Linked DNA regions of Homo sapiens: region 2 is linked to region 1. Evidence: chromatin loops called from intact Hi-C (ENCODE). Cell type or tissue: heart right ventricle. All regions are shown on one strand. Each heading gives the region's core, and the rest is flanking DNA. Links, peaks and the distances in the headings are about the cores only.

Region 1 (10,657 bases), core at 4,016-8,015:
AGGTTTCTATAGCACAAGCCCTGATATTCTTTAGCCTGACCCTCAATGAAAATTAGCTGAGGACGCCTGAGCTCACTCTCTGGAATGAGACCTAAATACCATCTCCTGCATAATCTTATAGAAAATGAATGAAACAGAGACTGCACTGTGAGTTCTGGTGCCAATTATAAAGGATCTGGGGCAGGGATCTGGCATCCAGGTGGCTAGAGGAAGAGTCCTGGAGTTTTTAGCATCCTCCCCTCTGGGTCCCATTTCTCTGGTTTTTCATGGTGTGATCTGGACTGAAATGCCCATCAGTTATTCTAGACCCCGACTTACTGATCACAGAGAATCTTTAATCTGTGCTTGTTTACTCTGAAACTGGCATCTCCACTAGTGCTGCAGCTGCTCACCAGACACACCAGAGCACTCTTTCTTGCTGATGATGCTGGAGCACTTTGTTGCTCACTGATCATGCTGGAGCTCTATGTTGCTCACCCATCATCCTGGAGCACTCTCTTGCTCATTGATGATACTGGAGCACTCTGTTGCTCCCTAATCATACTGAAGCTCCATTTTCTCAGTGAGGATCAGAATTCATCATCCCTGGCTGCTCTAGTTCCCACATCCTGGTTGCTGGGAAGGGTTTTAAAACCTCTTACATGGAAAGAGTCCCTTCTTCCTGATTAGAGTCCAAACTGAAAATGGATCCTCTATTTGCAAGCACCACGACACTTCCAGTGCAGCATTAGTAAATACCTCCCAAGCAACAGCAGCCTGGCACATTATTGTTTAGCCACCTCCTGCCCGATATCATGTGGGTTTCACTTATAGAAGGTTCTACAAGGTAAGGGAGGTAGAAACAAGTCAGCACAAACAGAATTATAAATATCTTTATAGTGACAGATATATGAAATCTAATTGGGTGGGGAAAACAGATGCAGATAAACAGCTGGATAAGAATGCAGGTTTGAACCTAGTGAAATACAAAGAGGATGATATAAAAGATAATATTAAAGAAAAAGCTGCCTGTAGGTATTCTACCTTTTGCAATATTTTTTTATTTTCCATAGTCCCATCTGTCTTCTTGTCCATATACAATGCACATTTTTACATAGTTGCAGTCATGTCACAAATACTATTTAGGGTTCTGTGTTTTCGCTTAATATTACATGAATTTGCCGTATTGCTCCAATCTTTCTTTTATGGCTGCAGAAATGCCATTGTGGTGATTCACACCAAGTTTCTTGCCTTTTACCTATTGTTGGAATTTTATGTCTCCAGCTGCTTAGCATTATGGATAATTTTGTAAAGATTATCTTAGGATATTCAGCTTTGTGCTTTTGTTGATTTTCTTAGGATCAAAATCCAGGAGGGAACTGATTTGTAAAGGGGTATGAGGAACAACATTCCCTCTGGTACAAAGCTAACTGTGTTGGGCACAGCTCTAAGCCTCATACTAATCTTACTGGACATAGCTCTAAGCCTCATACTGATCTTACTGGCATGTTGCTCTAAGCCAGTAACTAGCATGTCACCTGGCAACTGAGCAGAAGAACAGAGGTTTACTAGGTCCTGAGGGAGGCTGTTACTGCACAAGTTCTTTGCTGGTGACAGCAGAAAGTACTTAGGGGCCATTCCAAGGGTCTGCCTTGTTTGCAGAGTTGATTCATTTGTGGTTGCCATATAAAGGCCTCTGAACCAACAATTGTTTGGGAGCAAAAGCAAACGAGTGCCAAGATCCAAGTTCTCGTACTGTGGCTGTAGGGTTGAGGGCTGCATAGGGTCGAAAGGTATAAGTCACTGTAATATCAGCGTGGGGACACCATGGGTCTCATCAGTGGTTTTGCCCATGGGCACAGCCCTTGTGGCGGATGTCTAATTGTGTGCAGCCCAGATGTCAGCGGAGGCCCTTGGAGATCCTATTAAACTTGACCCGAACCCCAATGCCAAGCCTTATGAGAGCCTTGAATCCACAGAGCAGTTGCTCTCCGTACCCACACCATATATCATCATGCCTCATTCAGCTTTCATGCCCTCTTATCTAAGAGTGCTGTCTGGTTCTGTCCTGCACCACCCATTCCAGGAACAAAGCCCATTTCCTTCACTTGGTCTTCACAAAAACCCACTTGCATTCAGACGTTTGTGAGTTTGGTAACTTTACTGAAGATCGAGGGTCATGAGGGGAGTCTTCATAGACTCGGCAGCCCTTGCTGTCTTTTCACCTCCTGCCTTCTCTGGTCCTCAACCTCATTCTTCTGAGCAACAGGCACCTGATCCCTGGTCTTCTTTAGTAAAGTTCCCCATACTCAGGTCCCTTCTGTGCCCATCCAGGTATTTTATCCCAAGCAAATAGATATGGCCCCCTGAAGGAAATCCTGGTAGAGAATCTTCCTCTATCTCACCATTTGCTGTCAATAACCATATCTTTACAGGTAGATGGTTAGTGAGGAGTTTTTGGTTTTGTTTTAAATGAGATAAGCTTTACATAAGAGGAGTTGTTTACAGGGAACTTTTACAGATATTATTCCATTCAGGACTCCCAGTAGCCCTGGCAGGTGATTAGTTAGACAGGTGCTATTATCTGAATGTTTGTGTCCTCCCCAAAGTCATGTGTTGAAACCTAAGCCCCAGCGGGATGGTGTTAGGAGATGGGGCCTTAGTGAGGTGATTTGGTCATGAGAACCAGGTCCTCATGAGTGGAATTATTGGCCTTACAAAAGAGGCCCCAGAGAGCTCTCTCACCCCTTCCCACCACATGAGGACACAAGGAGCAGTTGGTAGTCTACAACTTGGAAGATCACCCTCACCAGAAGCTGCCCATGCTGGCACCTGGTCCTGGACTTCCAGCCTCCATATCTGTGAGAAATGAATGTATGTTGTCAATAAGCCACCCAGTCTGTGATAGTGTATTATAGGAACCTGAACAGACGAAAGCAACTGGCATTATTATCCTGGCTTAGAGTTGAGGAGACTGTGGCCCAGAGAAGGGGAAGAACCTGATTGGGGCCACTCAGCTGATTATTGAAGAGCCGGAACCAGAGCCCAGATCTCTACTGGGTTCAGTGCATGATCCTTCTCCACATCATCTTGCCAGGTCAGTTCTAGGAGCCTCACTAAGCTCTAACAGTGGCAAGCATTCAATAAACGCCCACCCAGTAGACATTACCAAGTCCTCACTCTGTGCCTGTTTTCAAGAGTGTAGAGTGAAGAAAGCATGAATAAATTAAGAGGCTTCTTGTTACCCCAGCACCCAACACTTAGTTAAAACCAGATGTGATAGACAAAATATGTTATACCCACACAAAGGAATATTAGTCAGCCACGAAAAGGAATGAAAGAAATACTGATACATGTTACAACATGATTGACCTTGAAAACATGCTAGGTGAGAGAAGCCAGACGCAAACAGCCACAGATTCTATGGTTTCATTTGTACGAAATGTTTAGAATAGGCAAATCCATAGAGACAGAAAGCAGACTAGTGATTGCCAGTCTTGGAAGAGGGGGAAATAGAGTGAGTGCTTAATGGTGTAAGGTTTCCTTTTGGGGTGATAAAAAATGTCTTGTAACCAGATAGAGGTGGTGGTTGCACAATATTGTGGATGTACTAAATGTTACTAAATTCTACACTTAAAATGTTAATTTTATATTATGTGAATTTCACTTCAATTCAAAGTAAAAAAAAACTCAACAAACCAACAAACCAGTGTGACTTCACCCCCCCACCTTCAGCTTTCACCTCCTTGCATGGTTCCAGGTCCTGATGCTCCCTCACTGGACAGGGAATGAACATATGCAGACTCAGTTCTCAATTCTGTCACTTACCAGCTATGCGGCCTTGAGAGTTTATGCCTTTCTCTGGACCTCAGCTTTCTAACCTGCAAGTTGAGGATGTCACCCAGATTTTAACCCAAGTTCCTTCTAGGTAGGCATTCTGAGATATTGGGAGTAAAAGGAAGGATGCAAACCAATTGGGGAGGGGCAGGGGAGGCACTCTGTTTCTTCTGCAACTTTCTCTTCTCAGCTAGTGGACTATAGTAATTTTTAGTTTCCAGTCCCCAGTCACACAGATAGCAGCTTCGGCTCTTGGCTTGGCTGGCACTGCTGGGGCTCCCACTATGCTTCACTGAGCAACGTAAGCCCCTAGGTAATCCTGTTAAGCCACTGGGGTAGTGAGTCATTTCAGTACCACCTGAACACCTTCCTGTGGTGTCCCAGCAAGGAGAGGACCTCCAGCCAGATCATTATGACTTGATCTGCAAAAACTTTTGAAGCATAAATTGGAGCTTTTAATTGCATTGTGACTTGGAAATCCATCATGCCTAAATCAGTGTTCAGAAGAGCTCAAAGTATGCTCATTCATTCATTTATTACCCATCTTCTGTGCCCCTGTTACATCCCAGGTGCTGTGCCAAGCTTTAGGAAGACACAGGTATAGCCACTGTCTTCAAGGAATTCACTGCCCTTTGAGAGAGACGGACTCATAAACCAAAGTAAAATGTAGCATTTACAAAGGTAGTGAAATAAAAGTATAAATCAGGAAAATTAGCAGTTCAGTGGAGAATGAAGGAATAGATTAAAGGGTCAAGAGAGGTCTTTACAGATGAAGTAATATGCTGAGTTTTCAAGAATAATAGGGGACTTCCATGTTCTAGTGGTGCTCCAGGGAGGATGATGGTTACAGTAGTCTACTCCAGTAGGGAGAAGCATTTTTTTAATCACTGTTGACGTTTACAATTGCCAGTGCAAGATGACAATAAAAAGATGTCTAAATTTTAGGCTGTCTTATTGATTTTTAAATTCCTAGAAATAATGCATCTTCTTATTGCCTAAACTAGGATAGATTACTCCTCCCACTGCTACCAAGTACAGAGGATGTGGAAGGGCATTCAAAACACAAGGATCAACATGTGTCAAAAGTTTTGAAGGATGAAACTTTAGAGTGTGTTCATGAAGTGGCAAGGAGTTTGATATAGCGGGACATAAAATATTTGGAAAAAGTGAGCTGAGTAAGAGCTGAAAATGAAGCTGGGTTCATTTTTTGAGGGCCCAAGATACGGTGTTAAATTTGAGTTTTATTCCAGAAGGCACTGGGGAGCCACAGAGGGTGGTCAGCAAAAGCATGATATAATCAACTTTCTTGTTGATGTAGCACTTTGGCAGCTGTGAATGGATAAGATGGGTCGAGAATGAAGGAAGGAGGCTGGCCAGGAGGCCCTTTCAGCCATTTGGGAGGGAGATGATGAGGGTTATGCCAAAGCTGTGTCAGAGGATGGGAAAAGGGGGCTGAGCTCAAGAGATATGTAGGGGTTAAACTCCAAGGGACTAAGAGTCTGATCAGAGCTGGGGGTGAGCAAAGAAATGTCTAAATAATAATTTCTATTTCTCCTTGCAAATGTCCTGCGAATGTCGGAGTTGGAAGGGATGTTTGGGACCACCTGCTCAACCGTCTTTGTAGCCCAGAGAAATACAAGGTACTGCCCAAGCTCAGGAGTTGAAGGCAGAGTCAGGATGGGATCTGTTTTCCAAGTTCCCAGCCAGGGCTGTCTCTTCCACTGTGGCTGCTCTCCATGTGCTGGTGACCTTCCCTTGATCCCACCCCTGCTCGTCAGCAGAACAGTGACTGGATAGAGAAGCCTTGAGTTCTCGTTCTTAACACTGCCCCGAAACAGTGACTTGAAGGAAGACCCTGCCTTCTTTGAGCTTCTGTCTTCTTATTTGTAAGTGAAAGGCTTGTCAAAGAGGAACTTTTCCATTTTTAATTCCTCTTGCTTCTGATTTTCTTTCTTAATTTTGCCATAGTCCCTACCATTTCTTCTTGCCTTACATTAGGCCCACTTCACTCATTTCTGTCTGGATCTGAGCTCTGAGCTCTGACCTAGATCCCTTCTGGAGGCCCTGGCACTCACTACTAGCCTGTCCTGCTTGTCTCTGAGCAGTCAGGCCATCCACAGCAGAGGGGATTGTCTTTCCGAGCTGCACATTCCTGGGCTGGGCCACCATCCTCTCTCTCAGAAAAATTACGTCTTTCTCTGCAGGTGCTCTGCCTGGACTGTGTATTGGAGAGCAAAGGAACTGAATGCTACGCATTGCGGATTTGGATACCATGTCTGCTGAGCTCAGGTGTGCTCTGGTCATGCTCTTTCGCAAGGAAATGGCTTCAGGACCTGGGACCTAAGTCCCAGTGTGAGTCAGATTCCTCAGGGTGCTTGAGCTTTCTTTGCCTGTGCTCTTGGGGCACACCAGCCTATAGGGTCAGGTGCCTTAGGGGTAGATCTCAAAAATAGAAAGCTGTTAAGGTGAGCTTTCTCATCAAGCTCTCTCTCACCTTCCTGCCCCAACCTTCTCAAGTGTCAAGAGACGAGAGAGACTCAGAATTGGGGAAGGAGAAATGGGGAGTTCTCAGAGGCCCTGGAGCCACCCTTTCAGCCAATGCAGAATATCTTCACCACCAAACTGCCCCCCCCAACCCCCGAAAACCCTGGCTTTCCTCTCCTGTATTCCTGCGCCCTTCATTTGAACAGTTTATACACCTCCTGTATGACTGTGCAGGGCAGCTGTCTTGTCCTATTTTAAACTTGTCTTCCACACAATGATGAAAGTTGCCTTTTTGTAACTTCCAATGATTGCTCCTCTCAGAACGTACCAAATCCCTGTCTTGCAAGACAGTCTTTTGAGTATATAAAAACAGATCATGTATCTAACTCCCATTCAACTACTTTTCTGCCAATTAAACTCAACCAATTCATATGTGGTATAGTTGCCATATTCTTAGGATGTGGTATCTCCCAAAGGGCAATGATTCTAGGTATGGTTTAACTAACTTCTGTAGCAAGAAAACCACAAATGCCAGTGGCTTAACACAAAAGCGGTTTCTCTCTTATGTGACAGTTCCTGGTCAGTGGGTGGTTTTCTTCCATGTAGTGATTCCAGGCCTCAGGGACCTGTTATCTTAAATCTCTGCTATCCCCTAGGCACTGCCCTGTAGCCCTCTCAATGATCCTGCTGGCAGATGGAGGGACAGAGAGTGGAGGAGGCACAAAAAGTGACATTTGATCTTCCACTCTGATTCCACTGGTGAGACCAGTCCTATGGTATCTCCTTCCAGAAACATGGATTGGGAAATACAGTCCCTGGCTAGCCTGCTCCCCCATTGGAGACAACTCTACACAGTGAGAGTGGGGGACATTTGAAGGAAAGCAGGCCATCTTTGCCACACTAGGCACCTCTTCCACCTCCCACTTCTGAGCAGCCAGCATGGACGACCTGCTAGATGCTGGGTGGACCAGGGTGGATGGGTGCGTTGGGGGTGTGGAGGGGAGGGCAGGTGTGTATTTCTCCCCTCTTGTGTCTAATTGGTAAGCAGTATTTTCTTGAACTTCAGTTCTGCAAACATTACTTTTGAGATCTTTGCTATATCTGCATAACACCTGTACTATAATTGACTTAATATTCTCTTTACACTGATTCACTTTTTAATTTAGTTTCACCTGAAGGGTAATATCTGGGAAATCATAGTTTTGATATGATAATTATACTTTTCCCAATATGTTCTAAAATGGATATGTAATTATTTTAATATAAATATTTGCAGATATACCACCTCAAACAAACAAGATACCACTGGTGGGTACATTGCACATTTTAAGAAATACTGTGATTGAGCCTGTATAAATCCCTCATAATCTGGTCCTTGGCTTTCTTTCTGACCTTACATCCTGCCTCTTCCCTCTTGCCCATGATCCTCCAAATACATGGACTTATTTGTTCTTCAAGCCTGCAAGCTCGTTCCTACTCCAGGGCCTTTGCACCAGCTGGTACCTCCATGGGAAATACTTTCTGTACATCTTCCCATGTCTGGTTCTTTCTAGACATTCAAGACTTAGCTCAGATGTCCCCTGCTCAACGAACCACCCAGTCTTTACCAGCTGCCTCACACCTCACTTCATTCCACCCTGCACAATCACTCTTTGTTTCAGTCCCTTTAAGCACTTTTCAAGATCTGGCATGGTGTGCTTATTTGTTGATTTATTTATTGTCTCTGTAACCCTAGTAAAATATAAATTCCTTAAAAGCAGGGATCTTACCTATCTTGTTTACCTCCACTTTCCCGGCACTTAGCACAGGGCCTGGCACATAATACTTACTCCATAAATATTTGCTAAGTGAATAAAAATGAGAAAAATGAACATAGACACCTAGTTCACTAATCAAATGAGAATTAAAATAAAGTTTTTTCTTTCAAATATTTTTTATTGAAATGACAATCAAATAAAAAAAGAACAGTGATCAATTTAAGCAAATTTTTACTTTCTAAATATAAAAATATAACCAAAACTTATTTCTTTTATACATTTTCCATAAATGTAATACCAGAAAAGTTCTCAAAGCCAAACTATAAATGATGCTTGTGTACTATGATGTGAAATAAATTTTTTTTAGCAGCTTGGTTATCCTTGATATGCATTTGGTAAACGTTTGTAGAAAGCACCTTGGAGATGAGGTCATACGAGGCCTCCCATTTCACCCATGAACTGCAGGCATTTGGGCCTGCAGTATGCAGGCCATCTGACTTACTTGCCAGCCAGAAAGAGAAAAGCTGGACAAGATAGATTGGTAAGCCAGACTTGCCTCTGGAAGACAGACCCTGGGTTCACTTGTGCAAAGGTTGCAGGAGGCTGGGAGAGGAGGGGCCAAGGATCCAGTCATCCATGCGTGGGGCCACAAGCAGCCTCAGTGGCCCAGGGAGCAAACATGTGTCCCGAGGCTGTCAGCCTCCACTGATTAGATTGGCTCCTGCTCCTCCTTCGTGAGAGGTGGGATAAACCAAAGGATGCTGAAAAAACCCAGAAGTGTCCAATCCATATGTTGGCATGGGAAATAGAAAGGGGATTAAAAGTCACTTTACTTATGGAACTATGAAGAAGGTGAACATGCTTTTCCTTGCAGAATGATCAGTCCACAAAAGACATGTAAGATGAGGGCAACAGCCAATAGAACCCACTCCCTCTTTCTGCAGAAACACAGTTGTCATGAATGCTGTGATGCGGCCCCCCTGAATGCCCTTTGGAACTGAGGGACTCATTTCTGCTACTCAGTACTGCTGGGATCACAGCTGAATCTCTTCCTAGGAATTGCCGTAGCCTGAAGGGAGCTGCCTTACCCAAGGTGAAACCTCCATCCTAGGCACAGATCCCATCCAATGACTAGTTGATGTAGGGATGCAGAGACCTGACCCCGTGGCTTCAATCCCAGACAATTCTGAAAAGCCACACCAGCTCCTGACCAACCACAGTGCATTCAACCTCTCCTGCCACCCAATCCTGCTTCCCTCACTCCTTTGCATTCCCAATAAACTCCCTGCTCACGAAGCTTCATCTCAGAGTCTGTTTCCCAGGGAACCCTAGGGCAACTTGTGTTGTCCCTAGTTGACTGTGTCCTCCACAATCAGTTGCCATATTGTTTAAGTGAGAACCAAGTTCTCACCAGTTTTTTACTAAGTTTGTTTCTTGTACGTGAAGATGAGACAAACCATATCCAAATAAGTGTTGGTGCACCTGAAAGAATGGTGGGTTATTCCCTTAAAATTACTTGAGATAATAAAAGTTAAAACTACAGGAAGATAACAAAAATAGCCAAGTGAAGTAATATATGTAAAACAGTTGACATTTCCCAATCTGTTTCACACAAAGCTTTGGACCCCATTTATGTGCCAGTCCATTTCTGCGTCCCCACTGCCTCCACGCCTGCGGCTCACTTAGGGGAATGTCTCGGAGGCTGATACCTTTCTGGCATCTCCTACTACTGCCAGCTTCCTCAGTCATCCCCACCCCACTCAGGAAAGGGCTGGGCTGTGGCATGGCCTCTGCCACACCTGCTGGATGGGAGCCGTGCTATCACAGCTCCAGTGCTAGAACCAACCAGATGGGACCATGTTGCTTTCCTCCTTCCACCAGATGATGACTCACATCTTGCTTCCCCAGGGCTGCTCAGAGGAGTAGGGTGATACCACGGAGATCCAGGAGAGTTAACTCTCCATGAGATGAAGTTTGCCCCATGTGAGAAGGGAGGCAGAAGGGAGGTGACTATCACACCCTCACCTTTCTTCCAGCTCCTCCCTGCTCCAGCAATATTCTGTATTGCAGTGGTTCCCTCAAGGACAATATCTCACAAGAATGAGTCATTGGCCACATTCCCTGGTGGTGCTGTGGCCAGTGTGGTCCTCACCTTCTTGCATTTTTCCCCCCTCCTTTCTGCCTCCCTCCCTTCACCCTTATTCTTGCTGCCTGGAATTATGCTGTCTCAGAAAGCAGCAGCATGTCAGCTTTGCTTCAAATTTTCCCCAGATAATCCAGGTGAAGGCATGGGCATTAACTTATTTGATTGGTTTTCACAAAAAGTCATCCTCTGGGGGGTTAGAATTATTGCTGGTATTTTTCAGTTGAGTAGACTAGGGGTAAAATAAACTGCCTGAGGCCAAAGCTGCACAGGAGGTGGTAGATCAGGGCTCAGTCTGCGTTCTGGCTCCAAATTTGCTGTTTTCCTTACACTTGAATTTAAGTTTCCATCAAGAGTTATACAACCAAGGAACTATATCTGCTCCTGTAAAGGCAGTATTTAGGGGTGGGGTGGGGTGGGTGTGAGGGTGTGCAGGAATCACTAGAAAGGACATAGA
Region 2 (10,192 bases), core at 2,926-6,925, 100 kb before region 1:
GAGTTTGAGACCAGCCTGGCCAACATGTGAAACCTCGTCTCTACTAAAAATACAAAAATTAGCAGGGCATGGTAGTACACGTCTATAATCCCACCTACTCGGAAGGTTGGAGCACAAGTATCACTTGAACCTGGGAGGTGGTGGTTCCGGTGAGCGAAGATCACTGATTTTTCATAAGTGTGTTTGATCTCCTCCATGCAAATATAGGATTCTTTATAGTCGTCTTCATGTCTTGTTCATTTCTCTTCCCCAGCAGCCAAGGCAGTACCTGGCACTTGCAACCAAATGCACTCTAGCCTGGTTGACAGAGCAAGACTCTGTCTCAAACAAACAAACAAACAAACAAACTAGCATGGAGAGGGACACAAGAGAGAAATGTTTATGGTCCTTGCCTTACCCTAAATTACTGTGCAACCTTTTGGCAAGTCACTTCCTCTCTATTCTGAGTTTCTTTATCTATTCAATTGGGTTCTTAGATTTGGTGGTCTCTAACACTCTCCCAGTTTTTCAATTTGATGTTACATTCTACCCAGTGACCAAATTCATATTCCAGAAGCATAGTATGCTATGTCATACCGCAAATCTTGTAAACGTTCCTGATATGGTTTGGCTGTGTCCCCACCCAAATCTCATCTTGAATTGCAGTTCCCATAATCCACACATGTAACAGGAGGGACCAGGTGGAGCTAATTGAACCATGGGGGCGATCTCCCCCCACCTGTTCTTGTGATAGTGAGTTAGTTCTCATGAGATCTGATGGTTTTATAAGGGTCTTTCCCCTTCACTGGGCACTCATTCTTCTGCCTCCTGTTGCCACATGAGGAAGGACATGTTTGCTTCCCCTTCTGCCATGATTGTAAGTTTCCTGAGGCCTCCCAGCTATGCTGAACTGAGAGTCAATTAAACTTTTTTCCTTTATAAATTTCCCAGTCTTGAGTATGTCTTTATTAGCTGTGTGATAATGGACTGATAGGGTTCAATAATATCAACCAAATTAAGTTCATACCCTGCAGCTTCCCCTTCCTCATTTCATGATCAAATCCTGATGGCCTTTTCCAACTATAAGTTGTACCTCCAACACCCCCTCCTCCACCACACACATACACACACACACACACACACACACACACCACTTCCTTTACTTCCTGCCTCTGGGCTTTTGCACGTTTAGTTTTCTCCTCTTGAACCTAAAAGACTTTCCAGGGCCATCTCTGAATCTGCAGATTCTACATGTCCAGCCAACCCCCTCCCATTGCCCATTCCTTCCAAACTCCCTCCATTAATATGAAAATAACTTCTCTATTTTCTCAAAAAGATACCCATCTCATTATCCCAATGCATTACAACTTTTCATCAGTGTGTTTGATCTCCTCCATGCAAATATAGGATTCTTTATAGTAGTCTTCATGTCTTGTTCATTTCTCTTCCCCAGCAGCCAAGGCAGTACCTGGCACTTATAACCAAATGTCAACCAGTAAGTGAGTGAATGAGTGAATCACTCCTTCACTCAATGTGGATAGAAAAGCAACACAATTGATGCTGTCTCTCTGGAAGTTTGGTCATGTTTCTTTAGACCATGACTCTGAGCAGGCATCAGGAGGGGCAAGGGGAAGAGACAGGACTAATATTGGTCATTTGTTACAATGTGCTGTGTGTGCACTTTCTAGGCCTTCTAACGATTACCATACATAAATTGTATAAATTTTCCGATAACATCATTCTGCTACTAGAATAGACATGAAATTAAAGCCGTGGTTATTTTGCAACTTTATATAAACAAAATTTAAAAAGATACCTAAGGGCATCTTTTTTCAGAAATAACTAAGCATAAGTGACAGTTTTAATATTTTATGTATCCTCTTCTATAGTTGAACATAGGTCTTTTCCAAGATTATAGTACCAGTGTCATATACAAACCAGGCCTTTGGGTGACAGTGACTCCAGCTCGGCCCAATGAGCATCAGTCTTTTGAAAAGAGGTTAAAAACTTAACATGGTAAATAGTAGTGCAGGCTTGTAATGAATGCAACACTAAAGATAATAAAACAGTTTATAGACCGGGCATGGTGGCTCACACCTGTAATCCCAGCACTTTGGGAGGCTAAGGCAGGAGAATCGCTTGAACCCAGTGGGTGGATGTTGCAGTGAGCCAAGATCGTGCCACTGCATGCCAGCCTGGGGGACAGAGTGAGACTCCCTCTCAAAAAAATAAATAAAATAAAATAAAACAGATTATAAAAGGTTTGCTTACTCTCTCTTCTTCACATCTCATTGTAGAATGGAGGAAGAAAGTGAATGTAAAATGAAAAGAATGTATCATCAGACTTCCTAAATGAATGTTTTCTCTTTTTATTGAGTACTAGGTCTTTGATGTCACAAGGTAATTTCTTCATTAGCTTACAGGAATCAAATCAATATGGACAAACAATCATTTGTATCTGTCCCCTGAGTTTCTGCACAATGTTACCCAGTTTTTAGTAAGTGGCTATAATGTTTTGCATTTTGCCAGATCACAGGATCGGATTGTCTGAATGCATTTTGTTGTATCCCAACTCGGCCACCTGTACCAATTTAAAGGCTTTTGACCTCAGGTAAGTGCAGGACTTAGAAGAGATATGATCGTGCCTGGAAGCCTGTGAATCTTCAGAGATCAGGCAGAGCATTCTCACAGTGGGGGCCAGTCTCTTGTGGCAGAGATGTTGGTAGGCAGAGCTTTAATCCTTTTTGTGTTCACTACCAATGAAAAGTTTCAAAGAGGCTCAAACAACAAGGGAGACAACTTATGCCATCTTTTTTGCTCTAACAACAGGTTATTACTGCACCTACTAGCCTTATTAGGCCTGGGAATACAGTGTTGAGAAAAACATTAATAGACTCAGTTCCTACCCTACATCCTAAAACAAAGATAATACATAGTACCAATTCCAAGCAGAGGAGTGTGTTGAGATAGCTTGGCTGAGACCTCCCAGGTGGACCACTGGATGGGCTGGATCCACCACTGCAGCTGAGAGGCTCCTTTGATGGTGATGGGGCAGGCAACGATGATCCTGGAGACACAACCGAGGACCCACTGGGGAAACACAAACATGTCATGAACATTTTTGTCTTCACACAACAACAGAAGCAGGAGGTAAAGGATAATGTCCAAAGGTTTGAGTTGCATGGAGCTGAAGAAGGTCTGCCAGTTCTTGATGAGCTCAGTACCTGGAATAGGCTTTAGGATGTGCCTTGCCTCATTCATGGCTGCAATCCACAGTCTCACTGACTCCCTGAGCATCACAGCAGATATTAGGTCAGTTTTAGATAAATAGAAAGAAGTCCATGATATATATCTATATAAATCTCTTTATATATACATATATTATATATATGTATATATATACATATATTATATATATGTATATATAATATATTATATATATGTATATATATACATATATTATATATATGTATATATATACATATATTATATATATACATATGTTATATATATTATATATGTCTTCTATATATACATGTATATATACACAGTTTAATTGAGGTATAATCTGCATACCATAAAATTCATTCACTTTAGGCAGAAGTGGTTTTTAGTAAATTTAGTAAATTTATGGAATTGCATAACCATCACTGCATTCTAATATTAGAGCAGTTCCATCACCCCAAAACGAAACCTTGCACCCATTTATAGTCATTGCCTATTCTTATCTTCAGACCCAAATATCTACTAATCTACTTTGTGTCTCTATAAGATTTGCTTTTTCTGGACATTTCATGTAAATGGAATCATAGAACGTGTGAACTTTTGCATCTGATTTATTCCACTTACCATGTTTTCAAGGTTCATTAATGTTGGAGCATAATGTATTAATACTTTTTTCCTTTTTATGGCCAAATAATATTCAATTATATGGATATACCATATTCTCTTTACTCATTCATCAGTTGCTGAACATTTGGCTTATTTCCGTTTGGGGGCTACAATGAATGAAGCTGCTGTGACCATTCAGGTACATATTTCTATGTGGACATATATTTTCATTTCTTTTGGTTACATGATATTTTAAAGTGGGAGAAAAAGCATAGATGTAATTTTTTAAAGGATTTGAAAGGGTATGCTTAATGTTATAAAAGTGATTGTTTTAAAGTGGTAGAATTATTTATTCTTTTTGCTTACCTAAATTTTCTAATTTTCTTACAATAAATGTGTCACTTTTAAATTTTCCTATGTGTCTGTAATAAGACAGACAATACAGCTTTTTTAAGACAAAAAAGCAAACACATATTTGGGAAGATGTGATCCCTTTTGTTTGACCTTGAATCTTCTCAGCAATCTATGCCAGAAGGTTTGTGGTGGAATATTATTTTGAAATATTTAATTAGATCTTTACCCGTATTTCTAGACCTTGGCTCTTTATTCACCCAACTAGCTAAGACAGTCTGTGTTAGTGCATTCCCAGGGATGGAATAGACCTCAAATTGAAGGAGGCTAGGTTTCTTTTACTTTCAGAATAAACTTAATTTTAATTGCATACTCCCAATTATAGAAAATTTTCACATTTTTGCTTTTGAGTTTGTGGACTAAAATTAGCAGACTTTTACAGGTTAACCAGTCTTTATTTGAGAATCATCAAACTCAACATCGCTCAAAATTGAATTCTCCCGGGCTCTGCCTTCTTCCCACTTCCCTGTCTCCTTTCATGGTACCCCAGCCTTCTTGTGAGGAGGATGCTCACAACCTGTGGTCATTCTTGACTTCCCTCTCCCTAACTCCTCATTCCAACCACTGGTCAAGTCTGGCTGATTCTACCCACAAATTCAATGTATGGGTAGGGAGAGAAGAGAGGCAGCGATTTTATTTCTTTATTTATGAAACAGAGTCTTGCTCTGTCATGGAGGCTGGAGTGCAGTGGCACAATCTCAGCTCACTGCAACCTCTGCCTCCCGGGTTCAAGTGATCCTCCCACATCAACCTGCCGAGTAGCTAGGATTACAAGTGTGTGCCACGCTTGAAAATTTTTTTTGTATTTTTAATACAGACAGGGTTTCACCACGCTGGCCACACTAGTCTCAAACTCCTTACCACAAGTGATTCAACCTCCTCAGCCTCCCAAAGAGCTGGGATAAGAGGAGTGAGCCACCGCTCCCGGCCCAAGAGGCAACAATTTAAATTTAAATGGTGATCCTCTCCACCAGGATTCTTGTGAGTGGAGATGCAAGACCTGAACCTCCTGGCCCACACTAGTTCTCACATCTTTACCTGCTTTTCATGGAGTGCTCTTACCTTGTTGATTTTACTGTTTAAAGATACCCATATTTGGCCGGTGGGTGGTGGCTCACACCTGTAATCCCAGCACTTTGGGAGGCTGAGGCAGGCGGATCACTTGAGGTCAAGAGTTCGAGCCCAGCCAGGCCAACCTGGTGAAACCCAGTCTCTACTAACAATACAAAAATTAGCTGGGCTTGGTAGCAGGTGCCTGTAATCCCAGCTACTCAGGAGGCTGAGATAGGAGAATCGCTTGAACCCGGGAGGCAGAGGTTACAGTGAGATCGTGCCACTGCACTCCAGCCTGGGTGACAGAGAGAGACTGTGTCTCAAAAGATAATAATAAAATAAATAAAGATACCTATATTTTATTCAGCATGGCCCCAGTTAAAAGCCAGTTGCTGCTTCTGGTGCTCAACCAATAAATTGTGATTAGTCCCAAAGCTAGAGGAAAGGGGATTGTATCCTACGTATTTTTCAAGGATAATTTTAAGCAAAAATGTCCACATGATTTTATTTCAATCATCAACACTTACAGTAGGGTGGACTCCACCGTATGTTCACAAGGAAAATTCAAATGTAGTTTGAATATACAACGTTAGCACAATGCTAAAATAAACAAACTGGAATAAAAATAGATACCTATAGAGAATAGTAGGGCAGTAATTCATATCTGTGGCCCTAACATGATTTTTTTTTCTCTGTCGCACAGGCTGGAGTGCAGTGGTGCAATCTCAAACTCCACCTCCCGGTTGCTCACTGCAACCTCCACCTCCTGGGTTCAAGTGATTCTCCTTCCTCAGCTTCCCAAGTAGCTGGGATTACAGATGTGCACCACCACGCCCAGCTAATTTTTGTATTTTTTTTTAGCAGAGGTGGGGTTTCACTATGTGTTGGCCAGGCTGGTCTTGAACTCCTGACCTCAGGTGATCTGCCTGCCTCAGCCTCCCAAAGTGCTGGGATTACAGGCGTGAGCCACCGCGCCAGGTGTACATGATTTTTTAAACCAAAAAGCTTCCAGTATTTTCACCTTCCATTTGAACCTTACAAAGTCCCACTAAGGCACTTGGTATTCCCTCATTTATCAGGCTAACTCACAGAACACCATACTACCTTAATATCTCACCTCTCAATCCGATTCGCTCTAGCTCCAGATCACCCAGGTGGCTACCACTTGTAAGCTGAGGCACTGAAAAGGCTCTGGCTAAAAGATCTAGTTTCCTTTCAGCACACGAGTTTATTATAAACTTTCTCTTTCCCTGTGACACATGGCATAATAGGCAGGAAAGAAGTGAAGCCCTTTAAGATTTCCTGAGCAGAAATACAAGAAGCTTGAATGGTTTGGGTGGCATTTATAAGTTCCAAGTAGGACTGGTCACATTTCTTTAGGTTTCCCATGGAGATGTGGTTGAGATGAAGCCCTCAACCACATCACTGAGCCAAGGGAGGATGCTCAGATTGGGAAGCAAGAGACCTGGGCTCTAGTCCCAGCTCTGTGATAAATATATGATCCCGAATAAGTAATTTCCTCTCCCTGAGCCTTATTCATTTTTATTTCTCTTTCTTTCTTTCTTTCTTTCTTTCTTTCGTTCGTTCCTTTCTTTTCCTTCCTTTCTTTCCCTCTCTCTTTCCTTCCTTCCTTCCTTCCTTCCTTTCTTTTTCTTTCTTTCTTTCTTTCTTTCTTTCTTTCTTTCTTTCTTTCTTTCTCTTTCTTTCTCTCTTTCTTTCTCTCTTTCTTTCTCTCTTTCTTTCTCTCTTTCTTTCTCTCTTTCTTTCTTTCTTTCTTTCTTTCTTTCTTTCTTTCTTTCTTTCTTTCTTTCTTTCTTTCTTTCTTTCTTTCTTTCTTCTACAGGATGAAGATCCTCATTCCTGTCCCACCTTCTGTATCTTTATGGCATGGACCAGATAAAACAATGAATGTAAAAGTACATTACAAACTGTAAACACCATGCAATGTATGGAATTTCTGGTTGAAGTTCATGATTCCTGACACTGCTTTTCCTATCCCCACTCAATGTTTTCACCCGCTGCTTTCAAAGTGAACCCCCAGTGTTCTTTTGTGGTCTATTTGACCCTTAATTTGTCAACCTATTAAGAATGATCTACTAAACCACAAACTGACCTAAATTCAATATATATTGAGCCTTAATTTCCCCAAGTAGAATATAGATAACTTTCCAGCACCAAGCTCTGAAATTGAGGATTACTGAACTAATGTCTAAATGCTCTGAGAGCTTTTCTTTAAGGAAGAAAAGTGGTTGCTGCTTTGGGACGATGGCTGAATCTCCAATTAAATTCTTTAAAGCACAAGGCATTGACATTTTATTCCTACCTCTGATTACATTAAAGGATTATGTCTGATTGCTGTGGCAGATGTAAGAAGAGGAAACAGATTTGATTTTGTTTCTATGTTATAATGACTAATTATTACAGTTCAAAAAAAATCTAAATTTCAGTGTCTCCCATTGCATGCATCCCACTTAATCAAAAGACAAATAGCATTCATTGGGATGAAGAATAAGAGAATTAAGAATCCTGGGCAGTTTATCTATGCCTGTCACTAACTCACTGCTTCATATTTGACTATGAGATGATCATCTTTCATGCTCGGTTTGACCTTTTAGTGAATGTAATGCAAGAAACTCCCCCTGGCCCAGCACCTTCCGTCTTACAATCAAAAAAGCAACTATTAATGATCTGGCAATGGTGTGTTGCTATCTAAATAGGGTACTGTATATCCATGTTGCCCTGGACAATCCTAAATCATGACTATCTTCTCGGGCTAATTTTATTTATTTATTTATTTATTTATTTATTTATTTATTTATTTATTTTGAGATGGAGTTTTGCTCTTGTTGCCCAGGCTGGAATGCAGTGACACAATCTCGGCTCATCACAACCTCTGCCTCCTAGGTTCAAGCGATTCTCCTGCCTCAGCCTCCTGAGTAGCTGGGATTACAGGCATGCGCCACCACGCCCGGCTAATTTTGTATTTTTAGTACAGATGGGGTTTCTCCATGTTGGTCAGGCTGGTCTTGAACTCCCAACCTCCGGTGATCCACCCACCTCAGCCTCCCAAAGTGCTGGGATTACAGGTGTGAGCCACTGCACATGGCCTTCTTAGGCTAATAGCATTAATAGCATTGCCTTTTACTCTCAAAAGTCGCCCAATTTGGGTGATTGACATTTTGGTCACCCTACAGCATAGAACTTCTTCAAATAAACTTTCTTGAGTACCTATTAATGCAGAAGCTCCTGAACATGATACTTACTTGACTTGAAGCAGTCATGGATCCTACTCTACGAAAAAAAAAGGCTAATAAGCTGTATATACATACTTTACATAAAGTGTATACTTACTGTATTTTAAAATGTGATGGGTGTGCAGAGAGGAGTAGAATTCTTTTTGTTCTTTTATTCTTTCACAATTATTTTTAAGTACCTACTATAAAACAGGTAGATAACTGAATACCACGAACAACATATAATACGTTATGGCCAAGAAGGTGTAACACACTAGTTCAGGTTATAAACAAGTAAAAACAAATATAAACAAGTATGTATATATTCAGTTACTGTAGAGTGATCTATGTTAAGGTAAGGATGAGTCGGAGTGTTATGGGAGCCCATTGGAAGTGCACATAGGTCTTGAGGAGCAGGAGGGCAGAGAAGATTTGCAGAAAGAAACAACAGGTAAAATGAGACCTGAAAGAAGATTAAGTGTTAGCTAGGTGAAGAAATGTAGGGTAATGAGGAGTGCTCTAGCCAAAGTATACAGCACATGCAAAGACAGAATTATATTTCAAGATTGTTGTAAACTAAGAGAATTAAAAATAGTTCATTATGGTTTGAGCATAGCATGGGGAGAATAAGAAAAGATGAGCTTATGAGGAAGGAGGCAACAGAACTGGCAAAATTTGGATCAAAGAAGGGAGGAGATTATTCAAAGAAAGGAACAGAGAAAGCACTGGGGTATGGCAGAGCAGCAGGCAATCTATCCTGGATATGGACTTAAGTCCTCGGAGGATTCTTGAGCAAGCAATGGGCTGCCCAGAGCTGTGCTCAGGATGGTTGTTCTAAACAGTGGGACTGGCCTTGTGTGAGCTCAGTTCTTGCCTCTGGTCTCTCCTAGCCTGCCTTATCACCTTGGGGTCAACCTTCATGTATGCACATGTATGTGGCTTCTAATTTTGTAAGTGAAGAAACTCTGGGCCTTTGGGCAAGCTCTGTATCCAGCAGAGTACTGGTTAGCTATCCCGTTCACCATTAGACATTTATTTCTACTTTTTCAGAGCTAGAAAATCTCGGCCCCAACCAACAGACACGCACAGGAAAAAAGCCTGAGGACACCAAGAATTGAGCCAAAAACAGAGTATGACATCCAGCTCTCCTCTGGGGATGGATTTGGCAAGGGTCTAAGTAGATAGAGTGGAATCAAGGGTCTACTGTATCAAAGTAGCAGATTATAGCTCACTTGAAGAAAAGTAAGCAGAAAATAAGACCACGGTGGGGTCTATTTAAAATGCATTGACTGTGTCAGGCAGGATTCTCAGTTTTAAGTAGTGAATTGGACTCTGACAACGTAAGTGGGAAATAATTTACTAAAAAGATATTGAGTAGTTTCTAGAGTCTACTTTGACATGAAAGAACAGGTTCAGAATCTCTATACCAGAAATGAAACTATTTAGTCCAGTGGTGACACTCTTAAAGCAACTACTGGTTATGGACATTACTTGCACCACAAGCATCCCTAACACAGGGTGCTGCCTGTAAAACAGCTGTCATGTTGCGTCTGGAAACTGCATGTGGCCAGTTCTGCTCTGTTTCCTTGAACCACTTGTGTTAGTCATTGGCTGGAACATACACATCTGGCTCGCAGTGCCTACTCTGTGCATCCTAATTGCAAGGAAGACTTAGAAAGTGAGTT

The links. A loop is a pair of places that touch in the nucleus more often than their neighbours do. Peaks named below come from ENCODE experiments on the same cell type or tissue, not always from the same donor. Only the 100,000 strongest peaks of a DNase experiment are listed, where the experiment ranks them.
Region 2: a loop joins it to region 1, with 2.1 times the contacts of the local background. A loop is called at or near these places in 26 of 110 quality-filtered maps.

Annotation. Positions count from the first base shown.
Region 1 is chr3:188,037,568-188,048,224 of GRCh38, reverse strand. LOC107986166 (a long non-coding RNA gene) reads left to right here and starts at 5,628. Exons shown (of 5, transcript XR_001741061.2): 1 at 5,628-5,702; 2 at 6,021-6,107. In heart right ventricle, for the core only: no CTCF peak of the experiment used is centred there; a DNase peak (open chromatin) is centred at 5,548.
Region 2 is chr3:188,139,443-188,149,634 of GRCh38, reverse strand. No RefSeq gene overlaps it. Among named protein-coding and RNA genes, the nearest start is that of LPP-AS2, 9.5 kb to the left of the region's middle. In heart right ventricle, for the core only: no CTCF peak of the experiment used is centred there; no DNase peak of the experiment used is centred there.